Regions from separate parts of the Homo sapiens genome. Here all the other regions are linked to region 1. Evidence: chromatin loops called from intact Hi-C (ENCODE). Cell type or tissue: ascending aorta. All regions are shown on one strand. Links, peaks and the distances in the headings refer to the core of each region. The heading gives the core; the rest is flanking DNA.

Region 1 (5,000 bases), core at 1-5,000:
AGTGGGGTTTCCCGAGTTGTCCTGATTCAGCCACAGGGCTACTTCAGATTAGCTTGAGATGTTGAGATGGAGAAAGAGAATTCCGAGAAAACTACTGCCACCCTTGATAAAAATCACACACAGACTCTGCAGGTTGGTAGGTGGAGGGAGAGCTGCCATACAGGAAGTGGCGCCCAGACCGCCAGCCTGAGACCCGCCCTCCCTGGGAGGTTCTTACTGCTTTAGAGGTCAGTTATTGCTGCCACTCCCACACTGCCCCAGAAGGGGGAAGGAGGGAAGGTCGTGGAGGGTTGCTTTTTCCCCTGTAATCTTGCAGTATATATGGATATTCGACTAGTCTTTCCCCAACTTCAGCCAACTGAAATGACTAAAACACTTAAGGCTTCCTAAAAGTTTGAGGCAGGAGGAGCAAAAGAGAGTAGTGAACACAGGGGGTGACATGGAACTAGATCATCTGACTTCTTAGCGGTGACCTGCAGGCCACCTCCATTTGGAGAGCACCATTTTGCAAGTCCAGCCTCGCCTGGCGGGAAGAGCTCATGCTTTCTCCTGGGACTGGCATTTGGCATCCTGAGCACCTGCTGACCGGAACGAGAAATAATCTGGTGTCTGACACCAAATGAGCTCTTAATCTTTGGCGCCAACAAGACAGCATCTAAGGACAACCACGGTGCCCCCATTGTCCGCTTAGGGAATGGACCCCTGTTGGGGTGGGAGGTAGACTTTTTGTTTTCAGAACCAACATGTCTCAAGCAGCTGTGCTTAATATATGTTTAATCCCCATCCACTCCATGGGGCAGCGTTGTCATCCGTTTCACAGGCTGGGCCCCTGAGCCGAGGAGGTTGAGCCTCCTGCCCAATCAGTAAGGGCTGTCTACACTATTAAAGTTTTTTCTTGTTTGATCCCATATGCCAGAAGTTTTAAAAATTTTCCGTAAAACAGTGGAATTCTTTTTTCCAAAATTTTACACAGAAGCCCAATATTTAAAACAAATTCAGCTGGAGCAGCTTTGAGTTTGGGGCAGGCCTGAGAGCCTAGAGTCCCACCTCCCACCTCACCATCCAGCAGCCCTCAGTACCTCAGCCTGTGTCCTGTGGAAAACACTCGGGAAGTGAGCACTGTGCCCATGTTGCCTCCACCGCATGCCCCTGCCTGGAAGGATCTGTGTGTGTGTGGTCAGGGTGGAAGGCACCTGCTTCCCCTGGACACCCTGCGCCATGCCCTGGAGACATCATCTGTCCATGCAGCCAGGCTGGGCCCAGACCGTTCCCAGAACAGCCCCCTGCGCAGCCACAAGCAGCCTCTTGGTGGTGGCTTGAGAGTTGGAACCTGGCGGCCATGCTGCCCCAGTGATACCTGCAGCTTAAAGCATGTACTCACTTTTCTCTCAGACCCTGCGGGTTCGAGGGCTCAGGTTTTTCTTTTAATGGGTCACTTTTAAAAGCAGACAGTGCTCGACTGAAAGCTAGAAGACCCTAGAAAACCACAGTTGGTTTCTGTTTCTGGCTTTTCACTTTTTCCATTCTGTGCTCTGTTATTACTGGGAGGCTCACATGAGGGTACCTGTCAGGAAAGCACCTAATATGATAGAGAGAGTTTACACAATTGGAGCGATAATGAAGGCTGCCATTACCCGGGGTCCCACTGTTCACATGAGTTTGTTGGGCACTTTCTATACATGCCCGAAACCTGCCCACTTTGGACAGTGCCCTGTTCTGCAGGTAAGGCCCTCAAGGCTCAGAAGCTCAGCAACCCAGGGCCACAAAGTACGGGAGTAGGAGGGTTTGGGTTTGACCCCAGGTCTTAGGCTGTGACAATTGTGCAGTGGGCCAGGTGACCACCCCTGAGTGTGGGAATGCAAGAACAGGTCGATAAACCTTTAGGGAGCCCAAAATTTATTTTCTTCTGGCCTTTAAACCAGATTTTTACTCCTAACATTGAAGCTTTGTTTGTTTGTTTTTTGTTTTTGTTTTTGAGATGGAGTTTTGCTCTTGTTGCCCAGGCTGGAGTGCAATGGCGCCATCTCGATCTTGGCTCACTGCAACTTCTGCCTCCCGGGTTCAAGCAATTCTCCTGCCTCAGCCTCCTGAGTAGCTGGGATTACAGGCACCTGCCACCGTGCCCGAATAATTTTTGTATTTTTAGTAGAGACGGGGTTTCACCATGTTGGTCAGGCTGGTCTCTAACTCCTGACCTCAAGTGATCTGCCCTCTTTGGTTTCCCAAAGTGTTGGAATTGACAGGTGTGAGCCACTGCGCCTGCCTGAGGCTTTTTATAATGCACTAGAAATAATGTCAGTTCAATCATTTGTGTGTTTCAGGTGACAAAGTTGTTGTCACGTACTCCAAAGGTTATCCGTGTGGTGGAAATAAGACCGCATCCTCCGTGATAGAATTGACCTGTACAAAGACGGTGGGCAGACCTGCATTCAAGAGGTCAGGAGACTGGGGGCTCAGAGCGGGACTGTGCAGTGAGCATACTGGAGGGAATTCCTCCTTGGGGTTTTCATGGGCAGGTTTTGGCTGAGTCTTAGGAGCTCAGGGCCAGAGCCGCTGATTGTGCTGTATTGGGCGGGGCTGCTCCAGGCAGGGAAGACCTCCAGATACAGTGCTGAGACACTGTTACAAGACCAGTGCAACTTCTCTGGGCTAGCTTGTCTCTTGAACTAGGTTTAGCACTGGCTGAGCAGTACTTAACTGACCTCTACCTTTGAATGTCATAGTAGAAACAAAGGGGCGTGGATTTGTCCCACCCGAGGTGTTCAAGCAGCCTGGCTGGGACCCTCGAGCAGCTGGGACCTGCATCTGGACCTGGGATGTGCTTGGATTATATTCAAGTTTTCCCGGCCACATTGCATCTGGTGCCAGGGAGAGCTTGGCCAACAGAGGGTGCATGTGAGCTGCTGTTTGTGAACAGAACTGATTCCTTCCAGACGCTGAGTTTGGAAAAGGGGTGACTCAGAAATTGCCAAAGGATTTATGAATGTATGAGTCTGAGAAGCTTAAACAAAAATCTAAAAATCTAGGAGCAAATTTTCCAGGTTTTGAATGTTGCACGGTTTACAAATTTTAAAAAATTTATATTGAATGCTTGCCTGCTTTGTCACATTACTGATGTGTGCACCACAGTCATCTTCCCTGTCCATTGTGGTGATGAAAAGAAGTGAGTAAAATAACCACCCTCGCTCCGAGCTGCCGTCAGTGTTGAGTCGGGAAATTCTGCCTAGGCCTGCGCAGCCCGGGGAGTGGGGGCCTCGGGACCCAACTGAAGTCTCGCAGCACCTTGACTGAAAGCCAGTGAGCTGCTTCAAGGGCTCCGCAGTGTTCATTGTTTTGCAGTCTTCCCTTATGTCTGGCTGGGGAAGTGACTGTAGCCTGTGCTTCCCTCCTCCTAGGTTTGATATCGACAGCTGCACTTACTACTTCAGCTGGGACTCCCGGGCTGCCTGCGCCGTGAAGCCTCAGGAGGTGCAGATGGTGAATGGGACCATCACCAACCCTATAAATGGCAAGAGCTTCAGCCTCGGAGATATTTATTTTAAGTAAGTAAAACGTTTTCCTTCTGAGCTGTGAAATGTGTTCAAAATTAAACCAGCAATGCCGCTCTTTCCCTATCGGGGAGCACTGCAGGATAAATAGGTCTGTGTTTTAGTTACTGTTGCTGGAGTCATCGTCATCTTTTGCTTAAACTGAGGAAAAGCGTTACTCAATCATTAAGTTTTAACACCAAAGATGGTGAATTCTCATGAGTGTAAAAATAAATCCCCCGTCCTTCTCCCTCTCTTCATGATAATCTCAGGGGTTGAAGCCGAAGCCTTCTGACATGTTTGAGCAGGAATCTTCTGGGCTTACCAGTGTTTAGAAAATAAGTTTCTCAGCAGTGTTACTGGGGCTGCTCTTGGGGGTGGTGGCCGAGGTGCACAGACAGGGCGAGGGCCGTGTGGTGCTGGATACGGCACCTGAGGAAGGTGGATTAGCACTCAGAGGCCAGAACTGGTTGGGGAGAAAGCCTCTTGAGAGGGAAACTGGTGTCCTCAGAATTGCTGTGGGGTCACAGACGTGCTGCCCTAGCGTGTCCGTGCTTCCTTTCCCTAGGAAAGGAAGCATCCTGGGGCCCTGCAGTGATTCTGAGGACTGAGGGTTTATGTCATGAATGCCTTCTTGAAGGACTTCCATGTCACTGTGATCTTTTCTGTCTCTTCAGGCTGTTCAGAGCCTCTGGGGACATGAGGACCAATGGGGACAACTACCTGTATGAGATCCAACTTTCCTCCATCACAAGCTCCAGAAACCCGGCGTGCTCTGGAGCCAACATATGCCAGGTGAAGCCCAACGATCAGCACTTCAGTCGGAAAGTTGGAACCTCTGACAAGACCAAGTACTACCTTCAAGGTAATCCGTGGCTTCCCACAAAGTTCCACATTTAACTTCCTCCAAGGAAGGGGATTAAAATTTTCAACTAACTCCCTTCAGTTGAAATCTCGGACCACTTTTAAAACAAAAACCTTGGTCTAATTCTTTACTTTGTTATGAATTTCTTGACAGTGGATTGAGCGATACGTGTCAGAACTAAGCATTTCACTGTAGGCAAATTGTGTCTTAGTTATCAAGTAAATGTACAAAAAAACTAAAACCTGGTCTGATCCAGTGGTTCTGAGGTTGGGTGGAGGCTGAGCTGTGCACAGTCAGAATTGCCTTTGATTTGGTTTTAACCATGACACTTCCTTATTTTGGAATGCCAAATAATATTAGAGAAGGGTAAGAGATTTTATATTTGTAAGAAGGATGAAAGGAAACTGGCCTAAATGTTAGGATGTAGGTTAAAATCAACCAGGACGCACATAGGGCAGAGTCCAGGGTGTGAAGGAAGGTTTTAAACTGGCACTAATAAGGGTGTTGCCCTTTGTTCCCTCACATAATCGTGAAAGGCTGCTTTTGTTTTGAACAGCTAGTCTTAACTATATACCTTTCATAATTTGATTTTTGAACCGTGTGTGGAT
Region 2 (7,749 bases), core at 1,223-6,222, 430 kb after region 1:
TCACAAGCATTCCTATACACCAATAATAGACAAAGAGCCAAATCATGAGTGAATTCCCATTCACAATTGCTACAAAGAGAATAAAATACCTAGGAATACAACTTAAAGGGATGTTAAAGACCTCTTCAAGGAGAACTACAAACCACTGCTCAAGGAAATAAGAGAGGACACAAACAAATGGAAAAAAATTCCATGCTCATAGACAGGAAGAATCATGAAAATGGCCATATTCCCCAAAGTAATTTATAGAGTCAATGTTATCCCCATCAAGCTACCATTGACTTTCTTCACATAATTAGAAAAAACTACTTTAAATTTCATATGGAACCAAAAAGATCCCATATAGCCAAGACAAGCCTAAGCAAAAAAAAAAAACAAAAACAAAAACAAAAAAAAAACAAAGCTGGAGGCATCACGCTTCCCAACTTCAAACTATACCACAAGGCTACAGTAACCAAAACAGCATGGTACTGGTACCAAAACAGATATATACACCAATGAAACAGAACAGAGCCCTCAGAAATAACACCAAACATCTACAACCATCTGATCTTTGACAAACGTGACAAAAACAAGCAATGGAGAAAGGATTCCCTATTTAATAAATGGTGTTGGGAAAACTAGTTAGCCATATGCAGAAAACGGAAACTGGACCCCTTCCTTACACCTTATACAAAAATTAACTCAAGATGGATTAACGACTTAAACATAAAACATAAAAACATAAAAACCCTAGAAGAAAACCTAGACAATATGATTCAGGACATAGGCATGGGAGAAGACTTTATGACTAAAACACCAAAAGCAATAGCAACAAAAGCCAAAATTGACAAATGGGATCTAATTAAGCTAAAGAGCTTCTGCACAGCAAAAGAAACTATCATCAGAGTGAATAGGCAACCTACATAATGGGAGAAAATTTTTGCAATCTATCCATCTGACAAAGGGCTAATATCCAGAATCTACAAAGAACTTGAACAAATTTACAAGAAAAAAACAACTCCATCAAAAAGTGGGCAGTAAGAACAGACACTTCTCAAAAGAAGACATTTATGCAGCCAATACACATATGAAAAAAAGCTCATCATCACTGGTCATTAGAGAAATGCAAATGAAAATCACAATGAGATACCATCTCATGCCAGTTAGAATGGTGATCCTTAGGAGGTCAGGAAACAACAGATGTTGAAGAGGATGTGGAGAAATAGGAACACTTTTACACTGTTGGTGGGAGTATCAATTAGTTCAACCACTGTGGAAGACAGTGTGGCAATTCCTCAAGGATCTAGAACTAGAAATACCATTTGACCCAGCAATTCCATTGCTAGGTATATACCCAAAGGATTATAAATCATTCTACTATAAAGACACACACACACGTATGTTTACTGCGGCACTGTTCACAATAGCAAATACTTGGAACCAACCCAAATGCCCATCAGTGATAGACTGGATAAAGAAAACATGGCACATATACACCATGGAATACTATGCAGCCATAAAAAGGTTGAGTTCACGTCCTTTGCAGGGACATGGCTGAAGCTGGAAACCATCATTCTCAGCCAACTAACGTAAGAACAGAAAACCAAACACTGCATATTTTCACTGATAAGCGTGAGTTGAACAATGAGAACACATGGACATGGGGAAGGGAACATCACACACTGGGGCCTGTCAGGGGTTGAGGGGTTAGGGGAGGGATAGTATTAGGAGAAATACCTAATGTAGATGACAAGTTGATGGGTGCAGCAAACCACCATGGCACATGGATATCTATGTAACAAACCTGCATGTTCTGCACATGTATCCCAGAACTTAAAGTATAATAATTTTTAAAAAAATTTTTTAAAAAGAAAGTCAAGTGTGTGCTTTGACCTTTTGACTTGGGGTTTTATATACTGGCATGCTTCCGGGGTCTTGTATCCCTTCTCCCCACTCACCCAACTCCTGAGAGCTTATCCAGAAGCTGTTTCAGGTGTTTTCTATCTATTGGGAGATGGCTTTTCACTGGTGCCAGCTGTGACCAATTATTACTTTACAAAGACAGTTAAAAACTGCCTGACCATCACCTAATGGTTGACAACACTCCAGGTGTGTGTTTGGGGCGGTGGTAGGGGAAGGCACTGTTCTGCCCTGCTCATACCTTACTAGCTACCTACTGTAACACTGAGTGAGAACACTCACTGTTTACCTTTCTGTTCCTGGCTTACTTAACAAACCTTCCTTTAGTTTCATCCATGTTGCTGCAAAAGATAGGATCTCATTTTTTTAATGGTTGAATAGTATTTTATGGTATGTATATATCACATTTTCTTTATCCATTCATGTGTAGTCAGACAACTAGATTGATTACATGTCTTTGTTATTATGAATAGTGCTGCAGTAAACCTGAGGATGCAGAGGTCTCTTTGATATTTAACGATTTCCATTGCTTTGGATAAATGCTTAGCAGTGAGATTGCTGGATTATATGGTACTTCTATCTGTATTTTTTTGAGGAACCTCCATACTGTTCTTCAGACCAATTGCACTAGTTTAAATTCCCACCAACTGTTTTTAAAATTCCCTTTTTTTCCTGCATCCTCACCAGCATTTTTTATTTTTTGTCTTTTTGATAATAGCCCTACTAACTGGGGTGAGACAATAGCTCGTTGTGGTTTAGATTTGCATTTTCCTGATTAGTGATGTTGAGCACATTTTCATACATTTGTTGGCCATTTGTATGTCTTCTTTCAAGAAATGTCTGTTCAGATCATTTGCCCTTTTTTTTTAATTGGGTTGGTTTTTTGCTGTTGAGATGTTCGAGATCCTTGTATATTCTAATACTAGCCCCCTGTCCGATGAATAGTTTACACATATATGAGGCACCACGAGATCCTTTACACAGGTTAGTTCACTTACTCCTCACTCCAACCCTATGAGGGAGGCGCTATTACTACCACTCTTATTTTACCCATAGAGAGTTCAGCAGAGGTTCATAACTTCCCCCAAAGTCACACAGCTAGTGTGGCAGATGGAGCAGGGTTGGATGCCAGAGCCAGGCCCTCCAGCCCCACGCCTCGTTGCTGCAGGAGCCCTCCAATCTGCAGTCACTGCCACAGGCATCAATGGCACTACCCAGAATAAGGATTTATTGAGCACCTACTGTATTCACAGAACTCTAATCAGTCTGAAAGTCCAAGCAATGAAGCAAACAAAGCCAAGGAATGGCAGAAATGGCAGAGTTCAAACCAGAGTCTAGGGCCTGAAGTGCACCGCATGGGCCAGGTTAAAGTGAATGAAACATTCCTATTTTGATCCTTTTCATTATTTATCATTCATACCCCTAACTACCTTTAATGCGATTAGTTTTAGATGTAAAAACAACAAATACGCTACAAATCAGCTCTTCCAACATTTTCTTCTCGTGAAAAAGGCTCTTTGAAAGCCCTGTTTTGCAGAAACTTGCTCCTTTTGCATGAATGGTAAATCATAGGAGACCTGGTAGATTACGCTACATACTTAATGTGAAAGGTTGCTTCATTCAAGAGCCTGGAGTTTTCAGACATTGTCCTGAAACTTCCCTGCCTAGGGTAGGGTAATGCCAGCGACGGCAGGAAATAGCTCTGACGCACTTAAGAGTTAAATACAACCTACAGAAGTTCTGGCTGGGTGGGGAAAACCTATTGCTAAAGAGAAGAGCTACTTTTTTTCTTTTCTGGAATTTGCAAACAGCATTTATTCTCAGCCTTACCTTCCACAAGCTCCACCTGGAACATTGCTGGGCAGCGTGGAAACAGAAGCAAACATCAGCCAGGCCGGCAGGGGGCAGCAGACCCCACATTTTGCCCTCGCCTCCCGTGGGAGGGAGTGCCCGGCTCCCAAAATCCTGTGGCGGGTTTTGTCCCAAGCGACTTCAGCCAGCAGATAGTTCGTGTCCTTCTGAGGCCGCAAAATTTGGGGTGGAAGAAGTGGGGCGTGAGGCTGAGAGTGAGGAGAGCAATCCAGGGTCGCCAGGGTGGGAGCCGCAGCGGGCCCTAGGCCTCCGGGAGGACACTGATGCTTCCGGACCGCGCGAGGCGCGCCGGCAATGCCGGCAATGGACGTGCGACAGCGGCACGAGGCGGGGCACCGGGAGGGGATGCGGGGGGAGGGGGGACTCGGGCATGGCGGGCTTCAGGTTCCGAGCCCTATCCCTGCGGGGAGGCGGCTGAGGCCCAGCGAGAATTCGAGCGCGGTGCGGGCGGGCCGGCAGTGCTGGGGGGACCCGGCGCACCCTCTGCAGCTGCTGGCCCGGGTGCTAAGCCCCTCACTGCCAGGAGCCTGCGGCGCCTGCTGGCTGCTTTGAGTGCGGGGCCCGCTGAGTCCGCGCACACCCGGAACTCGCGCTGGCCCGCGAGCGCCGCTCGCAGCACCGGCTCCCGCCCGCGCCTCTCGCTCCACACCTCCCCGCAAGCAGAGGGAGCCGGCTTCCGCCTCGGCCAGCCCAGAGAGGGGCCCGCCACAGCGCAGTGGTGGGCTGAAGGGCTCTTAGAGCATGGCCAGAGTGGACGCCAAGGCCGAGGAGGCGCCCAGAGTGAGCGAGGGCTGCTAGCACTTTGTCACCTCTCAATTTGACGTTGTAAGCTTCCTTCCACAGAGTGACCTTTTTCATGCAATCGATGTGCTCCTGTGTCAGCTATGCAAAATAATTTTTGTTTACTGAATCTGGTTTAAAAGGCAAGAAGTTGCTTCCCATTGGGCACTTTGATCCTGGTGAAACGGGATGTGTATGCCTGGAAACATGGACAGTCACATGCACTGCTTGGTTTTGTGTGGAACTAACATGAGATGATCTTTTCACTGATTTTCAGAATTGTGGAGAATTCACTTAGGAAAATAAGCATGTGTATCAATGCATGACCAATATGGGCGTTTACTTTAACTGATTTCACAGAAGCAGTGCTCCTAATATTTTGAGCCACACAGATTTTATCTGGTGCCTCTTTATGATATGATCAATTAGCTGCTTACTTCATAAGTTATGTGGAGTGGGGAAGATACTCCTATTTTCTCTTTAAATGTCTTTTCTCTGATTTAAAGAAGTAATAAAGGAGAAATCTTTTTGCTATATTTTACTTTTATCCTCCACTATTCTGAAGTTTAAGCTTCAATAATTAATATAAGTACAGTAAAATTAATATTTTAAAGGTAGCTGATATGCTTGATAACCAGAAAATATTTCATTTTTTAAAAATTCTATTTCATCTACTAATTTGATCCATATGATCCATATGCAAGGGTATGTAAAAGTCTATATATAGTCATATGACAAAGGTATATGGTGTATTGAATTTATACTTTTATTGTTCATCACTAAGACCCTTTTTTACTTTAAAAGTGGGTTATATAGACCTGTGAAACATGCAACAAAAATGAAAACACTGCACCTTTTTGTGGTTCTGTAAACACACAAGAAAAGTGGAGGTCAGGATCCATGCTGTTGGCCAGGTATTAAGTTGGCGTTATCAGCAATCACTGTAGTCTCTGTGAGTGCTGATGAATCTGAATGTCATGCCTTGGGAATTGCTTTTTTGACTAGATTACTGGTTTGAGGTTGTTGCCGTTGTGTTTTTTGTAAGAGTAGAAATTCACAAGTGCACAACGTTGGATTTAGGTAAGTGGAAATTTAATGCAATCACAGCAGTGCCTCATACAAAGAAAGTGATCAACAAATGTAGCCATGATAAGGGTCACTCGCTAGGCCAGTTGTCACCTACCCCTCTGCTGGATGACAGCCCTTCTGCATCTGCACTCAGCTCCCGCGTTTCCGGAGCTTCTCTTCTCAGACCATGCAGTGCCCAGAGCTTCAGATCTGTCCATATCCTTCATCAACACCTCCTGAAAGTATGAGACCTTGCAGAGGCCCATGTCTTCCAGGTGTTGCCAAGACAGCTGAGACAGAGCCCTGGAGTCCTTTCTTATCATCCCTTGATCAGGGTGTCTTATATCTGTTAATTCTACAAATAGCCATTTTTTTAAATGTCATTTATTTTAAACCAGTAGCTCAGCTGTCCTGTGCCAGCTCCACACCCTCAACTCTACAGCTGATTACACAGTTCATTATTATGCTAATTTAAGAAATGTTAAATATATGCAAACCTACAGAGGGAACAAACACTGTAGCAACTTACCAACTTTCCCACAACCTGCAGTTAACAATTGTGAACAGTTTGTCATTTTAACTTTTCCCCAGTCCCTGGAATTTCCTCATCTCTAACCCAGTCTCCCTCAACCACTCATGATGAAGTGTGTACCCATCCAATCTGTTTTGGAACATTTTAAAATTATTTTACTTGGTTTTTTTTAAATCAGCTTTATATATGCACATAGTTTAAAGAGTCAAAAAGTTCTGTCCAGGCATGGTGGCTCACACCTGTAATCATAGCAATTTGGAAGGCCGAGGCAGGAGGATCATGAGTCCAGGAGCTTGAGACCAGATTGGCCAACATGGTGAAACTTCATCTCTAATAAAAATAAAAAAAAATTAGCTGGATATAGCAGCCCATATCTGTAATCCTAGCTACTTGGGAGGCTGAGGCACGGGAATTGCTTGAACCCAAGAGGCAGAGGTTGCGGTGAGCCAAGACTGCACCACTGCACTCCAGCCTGGGTGACAGAAGGAGACTCTGTCTCAAAAAAAAAAAAAAAAAGAAAAAAAGTAAAAAGTTCTGTTTTTACAGAATTACTGCGTTTCCTTCTCTCCAGAGGCAAACACTTCCAATTCTTTATTTCATTTATTTTTGAGATGGAGTTTTGCTCTGTCACCCAGGCTGGAGTGCAGTGGCACGATCTCGGTTCACTGCAACCTTCACCTCCCTGGTTCAAGCGATTCTCCTGCCTCAGCCTCTTGAGTAGCTGGGACTACGGCGTCCACCACCAGGCCTGGCTAATTTTTGTATTTTTAGTAGAGACTGGGTTTCACCATGTTGGCCAGGCTGGTCTCAAACTCCTGACCTCAGGGCGATCCACCCACCTCCGCCTCCCAAAGTGCTGGGATTACAGGCCTGAGCCACCGCACCCGGCCACCTCCAATTCTTTCAACTGATCCTATTGGCATTTACCTTCAGCTCTCTAAATAACTTTCTGACTGTGGTACTTCTTTTTTCAGTTTTAGTCATTACCTATTGATATGGTTTCGATCTGTGTTCATGCCCAAATTTCAAGTCAAATTGTAATCCTTAGTGTGGAGGCGGGGTCTGATGGGAGGTGATTGGCTCATAGGGCAGTAACTCATGAATGGTTTAGCACCTTCTCCAGGTGCTGTTCTCCTGATAGTGAGTTCTCAGGAGATCTGGTTGTTTAAGTGTGTGTGGTACCTCCCCCACCCTTGCTCCTGCTCCTGCCATATGAGAAGTGTTTTCCATTTTTAAAATTATAGACATTTAAATTATAGACATTTTAATGGATATGAAGTCTTATTTCATTGTGATTTTATTGGCATACACAGCATACACATACCGTCCACATACCACACACATACACTTCACACACCGTACATACTACATACACCCACACATCCTTTTGCCATATGTACCTAAAATAATTATGTAATTATATTGTAATTTTGGTTAAGTAAATATTCAGTGTTTATGTAACTGAGGCCTGTAGTATCCTTTTATATTTCTCCCTAGAATTCATTATTTTCTTTTCTGTAAGCTTTTATGTCTGTTTCCTAATTCCACTCCAAATTCTCAGTTATATACCTTTTCAATATGCCCCCAAACCAATC
Region 3 (7,749 bases), core at 1,223-6,222, 210 kb after region 1:
GGATGGAAAAATTGAAAATGCCGTTTTCTGGCTATTTGGAACTACTGTCAAGTTTGTACTGGGGTCAAGCAGCATTGCAGAAGAAAATAAGACATTTAGATTTTAGGTCAGGTGAGAGTTGAAGAGGTTTTAAGTTCTTAAGAACACAGGCTAAGGGAGAAGAAGGAGGAATGGAAGGTGGAAGGTTGCCCATAGTGAAGGAGGCAAGCCCAGAGAAAAGAGAAAGTAGAGACATGGAGGGAAGGGGTTTGGGGGTTCTTACCCTCCAGAAAAGTGGGAAAGGGTTTGGGGCACAGAGATACGAGGTCAGGGCATGGAAATAAGGGATTGGGGTACAGAGATATAAGAGGTTGGGGCATGGAAATAAGGGATCGGGGCGCAGAGATAAAAGAGGTTGGGGCACGGAAATAAGGGATCCGGGCACAGAGATATAAGGGGTTGGGGTACTTGCCCCTCCCCTAGAAAAGCGGGACTTGCCGCTAAGGGTGAAGGAGAAGGGGTTGGGGGTTTCTTGCCCCCCAGAAAGGCGAAGAAGGGGTAGAGACACAGAGAGAAGGGGTTGGGGTACTTGCCCCTCCCCCAGAAAAGCGGGACTTGCCGCTAAGGGTGAAGGACCAAGGCAGGCGTCCTTGCGTGGTCTGACACCTCTGAAACCTGGGTGAATAATCAGAGAGGTGTCCCTGCAATGATTAAATACCAAGGGAAGGCTTCCTTCCCTAGTCCATGACCGGCGCCGGAGTTTTGGGTCCACGGATAAAACATGTCTCCTTTGTCTCTACCAGAAAATGAAAGGAATTGAAATTAAAAGAAGGGAGAGATTGAAGTGTGGTGCCAAGATTGAAAGGAGAAAGAGGTTGAGGGATAGTGAGGGAGGTTGGAGAAGAGAGTAAAAAGAGGCCGCTTACTGGATTTGAAATTGGTGAGATGTTTCTTGGGCTGGTCGGTCTGAGGACCTGAGGTCACAGGTGGATCTTTCTCATGGAGCAAAGAGCAGGAGGACAGGGGATTGATCTCCTAAGGGAGGTCCCCCGATCCAAGTCACGGCACCAAATTTCATGTGCGTCCATGTGAAGAGACCACCAAACAGGCTTTGTGTGAGCAACATGGCTGTTTATTTCACCTGGGTGCAGGCGGCCTGCGTCCGAAAAGAGAGTCAGCAAAGAGAAATAGGGGTGGGGCCATTTTATAGGATTTGCGTAGGTAAAGGAAAAAGGGGGGTTGTCCTCTGGCGGGCAGGAGTGGGGGTCACAAGGTACTCAGTGGGGGAGCTTTTGAGCCAGGATGAGCCAGGAGAAGGAATTTCACAAGACAATGTCATCCGTTAAGGCAGGAACAGGCCATTTTCACTTCTTTTGTGGTGGAATGTCACCAGTTAAGGCGGGAACCGGTCATCTGGATGTGTACATGCAGGTCACAGGGGATATGATGGCTTAGCTTGGGCTCAGAGGCCTGACATAAAGTAATAAAACTTCTAAAAAAAAATACTTAGCACGATGAGGTCCTGAGGCACGGAAATATTTAGACATTTTAAATAGATATTCAACAATGCTGTAAGTAACTGGTAGAATTTCCATACCAGGTCTCTTCCTATGTCACTAGCCCATGGGCACAAGAGGTCATGAAAGAGGAACAGAAATAGGAAAACCTGCATCAACACAGAAACAGCCTGTTCTTTGCCAGAATGGAGAACAAGGCAAAGCTGGTACTTTTAGAAAGCTGAAAATTTGTGCCAATGATTTTTTTCCTAGCTTATTTTTGGCTTTTTGATTCTAAGGAGTTTTGACCTACAAAGATGCTCAATATTTAAATAGACAGATATTTTTGTTTTATTTCTTCCATTGCTTTTATACTTCGGCATCCTCCTTACTGAGATGAGATAAAGTTTTCAAAAACATTGTATGGAATTATTTTCTATGTATCATTATTTAATTCATATGGAATTTATTAAGGGCATGAGATAAAAAATAATATTTCTTCCAAAAGGAAAGACAACTCTCTCAGACCATTACTTAAAAAAATCCCCATTGATTTGTGAAGCCACTTTTATAAAACATGTCCTTTTGGTGTATACTATGATTTGTTGATGGGTTCTCAGCTCTGTTCTGTTTATTTTTCTGGCTCATCTTACTTCCCTAGAATGCTAATTGAAATTATTTAAACTTTAAAATATCTTTCCAAATTTGATAGAAAAAATCTCCTGTAGAAAAAATTAATATAATACCTATTCGCCAACTATTCTTATTTATTCTATTTTCTTCATAAACTTTATGTTAACTTTTTTAACTTAAAAAAACATTTTCTTTGGGATTAAATGGTACACCTCAATTATTTAGGGAGTATTGCTATTTTCATAGTATTTTAATCTTCCCAATCTTCCTATGCAGAAACATTTTGACTTTATTTCAATTTAAATTATTTTAATATTTCAATTTATGCAACTCAGTAAACATACGTCGTGTGTGTATGTGTGTGTATCCTATGCATTTTAAAATAAGATTTTCTCAAGTTACTTGTTTTTTTCATGATTTATATTCGTCTTTGCTGGTTGAGGGCAAAAATATTAAGGCCCACACATTTTTTTGTCACATCACCTTAATAGTTTCCTGTAGTTTTCAGTTGATTTTATACGGCTTTTTCTTTCACCAATAGATCACTCCACAATGTATGTTATCTTGTTTCAAGATTCCATTTAAAAATACAAGGAAGTCTTATGAAATGATGGAAGGGGAGAGACCACTAAACCCAAACTTCCAAAATATAATATCCTCATCATATGATATATTTTGCTATAAAATCTTAGAATTCTTTAGAATTGAGTGGAAATTTAATCATACCAAACCTAATTCTTTCATTTTCAGGGAATGAAATAGAGAATGTGACATGTAGCTGTTGTCATGTTAAATGTTGGGGGGTGAAAGAAACATTGGTGACCACTTTATGGCGAGCAGTCATCAACATTCCAATATGTTATAGTCACATTACATTTTGTGACCTGTAATTTTCCCCATAAGTCATTTCAGCATAGCCCCCTTTGTCTTAAATGGACGTGCTTTATTTCAGAACAGAGGCAGAAGGGAAGGTTCCCCAGCTGTTGCTCTAAGCTGTTGTCTCAGCACATAGCACGCTAGCATGGGGCCACATGTTGCATTGGTCAAATCTCAAGGAGTGTCTGTAATGAGCCAATACAAACAGATGAAGCCTCTACATGGAAACTCTCTGCTCTAGACTCACGTTTGGCCAGGGGGCGTGGCCTGGAGGGTGTAACTCAGGGAACTCCACAGGAATAGTCCCGGCTGGGAACTTGCGTCCCTAAACCCACCAAAACTGCTATAACGAGCTCTGCGAGTGTATACTGTTATTTGCTCTGAAAGGCAGGGCTGTTACCCAAATCCCCTGGAGAGAGCCAGATTTGCAAAGTGTCTGATGTGAGCCCAGAGATCAGCAACAGATACCATAGACCTTTCTCCCCATCTGCAACCAGTCGGAAATAACTCTGTCCCTGCTCACCTCATCTTTGCTTCTGTTGTGGCTTGAAAATCGTATGAGAGTAACATCCTGGGATGAAAAATGCAGCTCGACTCCCTCAGGCTCCACTGCAGCTAAGTCCCCCAGATGGCTGAGGATCATTTATGCAGAAGATGGGGGACTGAATCTCTGTCTTTTTCTTTTAATGTTTTTGAGACGGAGTTTCACTCTTGTTGCCCAGGCTGGAGTGCAATGGTGCGATCTCAGCTCACTGCAACCTCCTCCTCCAGGGTTCAAGCGATTTTCCTGCCTCAGCCTCCTGAGTAGCTGGGATTACAGGCTTCCGCCACCACGCCAAGCTAATTTTCTGAATTTTTAATAGAGACGGGGTTTCACCATGTTGGCCAAGCTGGTCTTGAACTCCTTACCTTGTGATCTGCCCACCTTGGCCTCTCAAAGTGCTGGGATTACAGGCATGAGCCACCGCACCTGGCCAAATTTCCGTCTTTATAAAAAACATTCATGGCCGGGTGCAGTGGCTCACGCCTGTAAACCCAGCACTTTGGGAGGCCGAGGTGGGCGGATCACGAGGTCAGGAGATCGAGACCATCCTGGCTAACACGATGAAACCCCATCTCTACCAAAAAAAATACAAAAAATTAGCCAGGCGTGGTGGTGGGCGCCTGTAGTCCCAGCTACTTGGCAGGCTAAGGCAGGAGAATGGCATGAACCCGGCGGAGCTTGCGGTGAGCCAAGATCGCGCCACTGCACTCCAGCCTGGGTGACAGTGGGAGACTCTGTCTCAAAAAAAACAAAAAACAGAAAACATTCATAAACGTCTCCAACAAATACAGAGTGAACTCATTGTGTGCCTAAGATTCTGAGAGTTACAAAGGATGGGGAAGACCTGGTCTCAGACATCATGGAGCTCCATAGGCTAAGTATGGGTGAGGATATAGGGACAGGCTTCCACGTTCACTTACAGAATCTCTACTAGTCTCACCTGTAAGTGCTAAGTGCTAGATAGGTATATTAATGGAACACATAGAATCATTTGAAGGGAGCATCTACATTATTGCAAATACAGTGATTCTTGTATATATTATCTGTGAAAGTTACGAAGAAGTAAAAATAAGGGAATACCCCAGAACATCGGGGTTGGAATCTCTGTAATCTTTCTCCTCATCTGTAAGACGGAAGTTGCCGTATTTATAGATCACAGTGTTAGTGCAATATTTATTGAGAAAATGTAGGTATAAGATTTTTGTAAACAAAAAGTCCTCTACAAATACAGTTTTGGGTGGTGAGCTTTATTAGAAATAGTTTTGTTCAAATTATTTTACCAGCCTACAGAGCATATGTAGGTAACTTCTACCAGGCTAAAAAACAAACAAAACTGTGCATGATCCCAAAAGAGAGCACATATTAGTTAGATAAACCATTGGTTTAAGGGTTTAGGGAAGACAGTGATTATTTTCATGGTTGGTTGGCCTTGGTCACTGCATGGGTGCCAAGAGGCCCTGAAATGAGTTGTGTAAGGTAGGATTAATCAGGAAGTCTTGTTGGAAGAGGTGGGTTTTGACCTGGCTTAAAGAAGGCAGTGCCAGGAGGAAGCCCGAGATGGTGGTGGATTTATCCCTAAGAATTTAGGAACACAAGTTCTGCTTAAAGCTATACAGGCACAGTGTTTCCCAATGAAAACAGAGAACTCAGAGTGTGTTTTTCAGTCACAACCAGCATTCAGCCCTTCCTACTTACAAATTTTAAGACTTTGGAGGCTTGTTTCATGGATTATCAGAGACCTGGCCTCAAGGGATTAAGGTCAAACATCGGTTCCTCATGTGGCCGTTACACTGAATTGTTCCATAGTCACAGTCTGTACCTCTAAATGTGTGTGTGTGTGTGTGTGTGTGTGTTTCTAGAAGCTTTAGCCAGGGTGTGGTGAAAAGGTCACTATTCTACATTACTAGGGAGGGGTATCCAGTGGGGGCACTGGCCTCATGTTTGCATACCAGTCAGGGATTTACTGAATGCCCATATTGCTTTTTTTTTTGTTCACCTGTTGCTAGACCATGAGGTGAAGGTCTCCAAGGACAGGGGCTGTGACATATTCATCGGTGTGTGCTCAGTTCCCAGCACTATGCCTAGAAGAGGGTAGTTTTCAGTAAAGGCATGAGTGAATAACTGAATAAACCTCTAGCATAAAAATAAATATAAGGTATACTTTCTATCCATTATGAGCTGGTGAACACTGTCCCTTGCTTCATATTTTTATTTTTTACAGCTCTATTAAGATAGAAATGACAAAAGTTGTATATATTTAAAGTGCACAACATGATGAGACACATATATATCGTGACATGATTACTAAAATCAAGCTAATTAACATATCAATCACCTTACTTTTTTTTATTACACCTTACCTTTTTTTGGTGATAACACAAGATCTATCTTTAGCAAATTTTAAGTACACAGTACAGTATCTTTAACTATATTCTCCATGCTGTAATAAGATCTTTAAAACTTATTCATGTTGCTTAACTGAAATTTTGTACTCTGAGGCCAACATGTCCCCAAATCCCCTCCCTCAGCCCCTGATAACAACCATTCCACTCTCTACTCCTATGAGTTAAACTTTTTTGGATTCTACATGTAGGTGAGATCATGCAGTATTTTTCTTTCTGTATGTGGCTTATTTCACTGGGCATAATGTCCTCCAGGCTCATCCATGTTGTCACAAACGGCAGGATCTCCTTGTTAAAAGCTGAATAGTATTCCATTGTGTGTGTGTGTGTGTGTACACCACATATTCTTCACATATTTATCTGTTGATGGATGCTTTAGGTTGATCCCATGTCTTGATTATTGTGAGTAATAGCTGCAAATTGCAGCAATGATCATGAGGGTACAGATGTCTCTATGAGACACTGATTTCATTTCCTTTGGATGTGTACATAGAGCCAGGATTGCTGGATTAAGATAGCATTACAGGTAATACAGGATAAGACGACATTGCACCTCGGGTCCAGGTAGTGAGAAGGTTCCCTGCCACCCTGTTACCTGGAGCGGTCTGAGGGAGGCAACCACACTCAACAGGGAGATTGATCTGGTCTCCAAAAGCCAGGATCCAAAAGCCAGCTCTGGAGTGGAGCTGGGAAGTGATCCTGCTCCCCTGAGGGACACTGAGTCGTTAACTCCACCTTGTGGTGGCTGCTGAGCCCTGGCCACCCTGACAGGATGCAGGGTGAAGGCTGGGAGGCTCCAGGCACCTGCTGCCCATGCCCAGCGTAAGGCCCCTCAGCATCTGCTTCAGGAGGAGGAGGACTCCCAGGGATGGCTGGGGGCTCAGTGAGGCCCGAAGAAACTCTCTGGTCTCCAAAAGCCAGGATCCAAGCCTCATAGAGCTGGGTTCCCAGGATCCCACCCTCCAGAGCACGGTCCCTAGAAAGGATGGGCTGCCTACCCTTGAAGCAGGACAAGGAAGAAGAGCATGTAGAGGATGCTGGCAGAGTGGCTGTCTGAACATCCTCTGGATGGTCCAAGCATGGAAGGGCAGCTGGGAGGTTTCCTCTCATATCCCCATTTTCCCAGTGATGAGTGTGACATTCAGGGGAAAGTAGTGAGGGTGACCCAGCTCTTCTGGCTTCGAGCCAGCCCTCTCATCACTGAAATGCGAAAGCCATCTCTCACCTCCCATGTGCCCAGGGCTCCGCCACTGACTTGGCACTTCATGCATGAGCTAGGACCCACCTGGTCATCCAGTGAAAACACAGCTGTCCCAGGACACAGGTAAGAAGCTGGACAGTTGAGTTGTGGGTGGCTCGATGAGGGCACCCAGTGAATGAACAGTGGCGTGGGACCAGACCCAGCTCTGCGCTCTTCGTGCCCCACCACGGTGGCTAAGCTTTCAGAATCAATTAGTCCTGCTGCTTTATGTCCTTGCCAACGTGTGTGTTCATACTTCTGGCAGTTGGTTTGAGGAATACCACAGCCAAAACCTGCTACAATGTGGTCTGCTTCAGAGAGCTTTGCTCAGTGGCTTCCTTCTGTCATCTTGAGTGAGTTGAGAAAAAGAAAGAGAGGATTTGAAGGTTTATTCGAGGCTGTTCTAGAGTCAGCGAAACACTTCCCATATTTCTGTGGGCATGGCCAGATGGGGCATTGAGATGCTGCAACACCAAGCCCACAGTGGGCATTCCAAAGACAACACATGTTATTCCTATATAAATCAGGCACAGAGATGGCAAACATCTTCTTCATTTAGGTTGTGTTGAATTGTTCACT

What was found. Hi-C counts contacts between places; a loop is a spot of excess contacts. Peaks named below come from ENCODE experiments on the same cell type or tissue, not always from the same donor. Only the 100,000 strongest peaks of a DNase experiment are listed, where the experiment ranks them.
Region 2: a loop joins it to region 1, with 5 times the contacts of the local background. A loop is called at or near these places in 15 of 110 quality-filtered maps.
Region 3: a loop joins it to region 1, with 3 times the contacts of the local background. A loop is called at or near these places in 3 of 110 quality-filtered maps.

The regions. Positions count from the first base shown.
Region 1 is chr6:160,085,712-160,090,711 of GRCh38, forward strand. IGF2R (insulin like growth factor 2 receptor) reads left to right here. Exons shown (of 48, transcript NM_000876.4): 42 at 2,322-2,436; 43 at 3,396-3,542; 44 at 4,205-4,392. Among named protein-coding and RNA genes, the nearest start is that of SLC22A1, 34 kb to the right of the region's middle. In ascending aorta, for the core only: a CTCF peak has its summit at 2,878 (motif pointing right); a DNase peak (open chromatin) is centred at 2,880; H3K4me3 peaks cover 514 bases; H3K27ac peaks cover 2,166 bases.
Region 2 is chr6:160,516,234-160,523,982 of GRCh38, forward strand. It overlaps LOC124901454 (a long non-coding RNA gene), which reads left to right and starts at 4,117. Exons shown (of 2, transcript XR_007059844.1): 1 at 4,117-4,599. RefSeq lists silencers at 4,081-4,210, 4,251-4,330, 4,401-4,510. In ascending aorta, for the core only: a CTCF peak has its summit at 3,806 (motif pointing right); DNase peaks (open chromatin) are centred at 3,838 and 4,338; H3K4me3 peaks cover 1,535 bases; H3K27ac peaks cover 885 bases.
Region 3 is chr6:160,290,860-160,298,608 of GRCh38, forward strand. No RefSeq gene overlaps it. Among named protein-coding and RNA genes, the nearest start is that of SLC22A2, 36 kb to the left of the region's middle. RefSeq lists an enhancer at 7,464-7,749. In ascending aorta, for the core only: no CTCF peak of the experiment used is centred there; a DNase peak (open chromatin) is centred at 3,232; H3K27ac peaks cover 801 bases.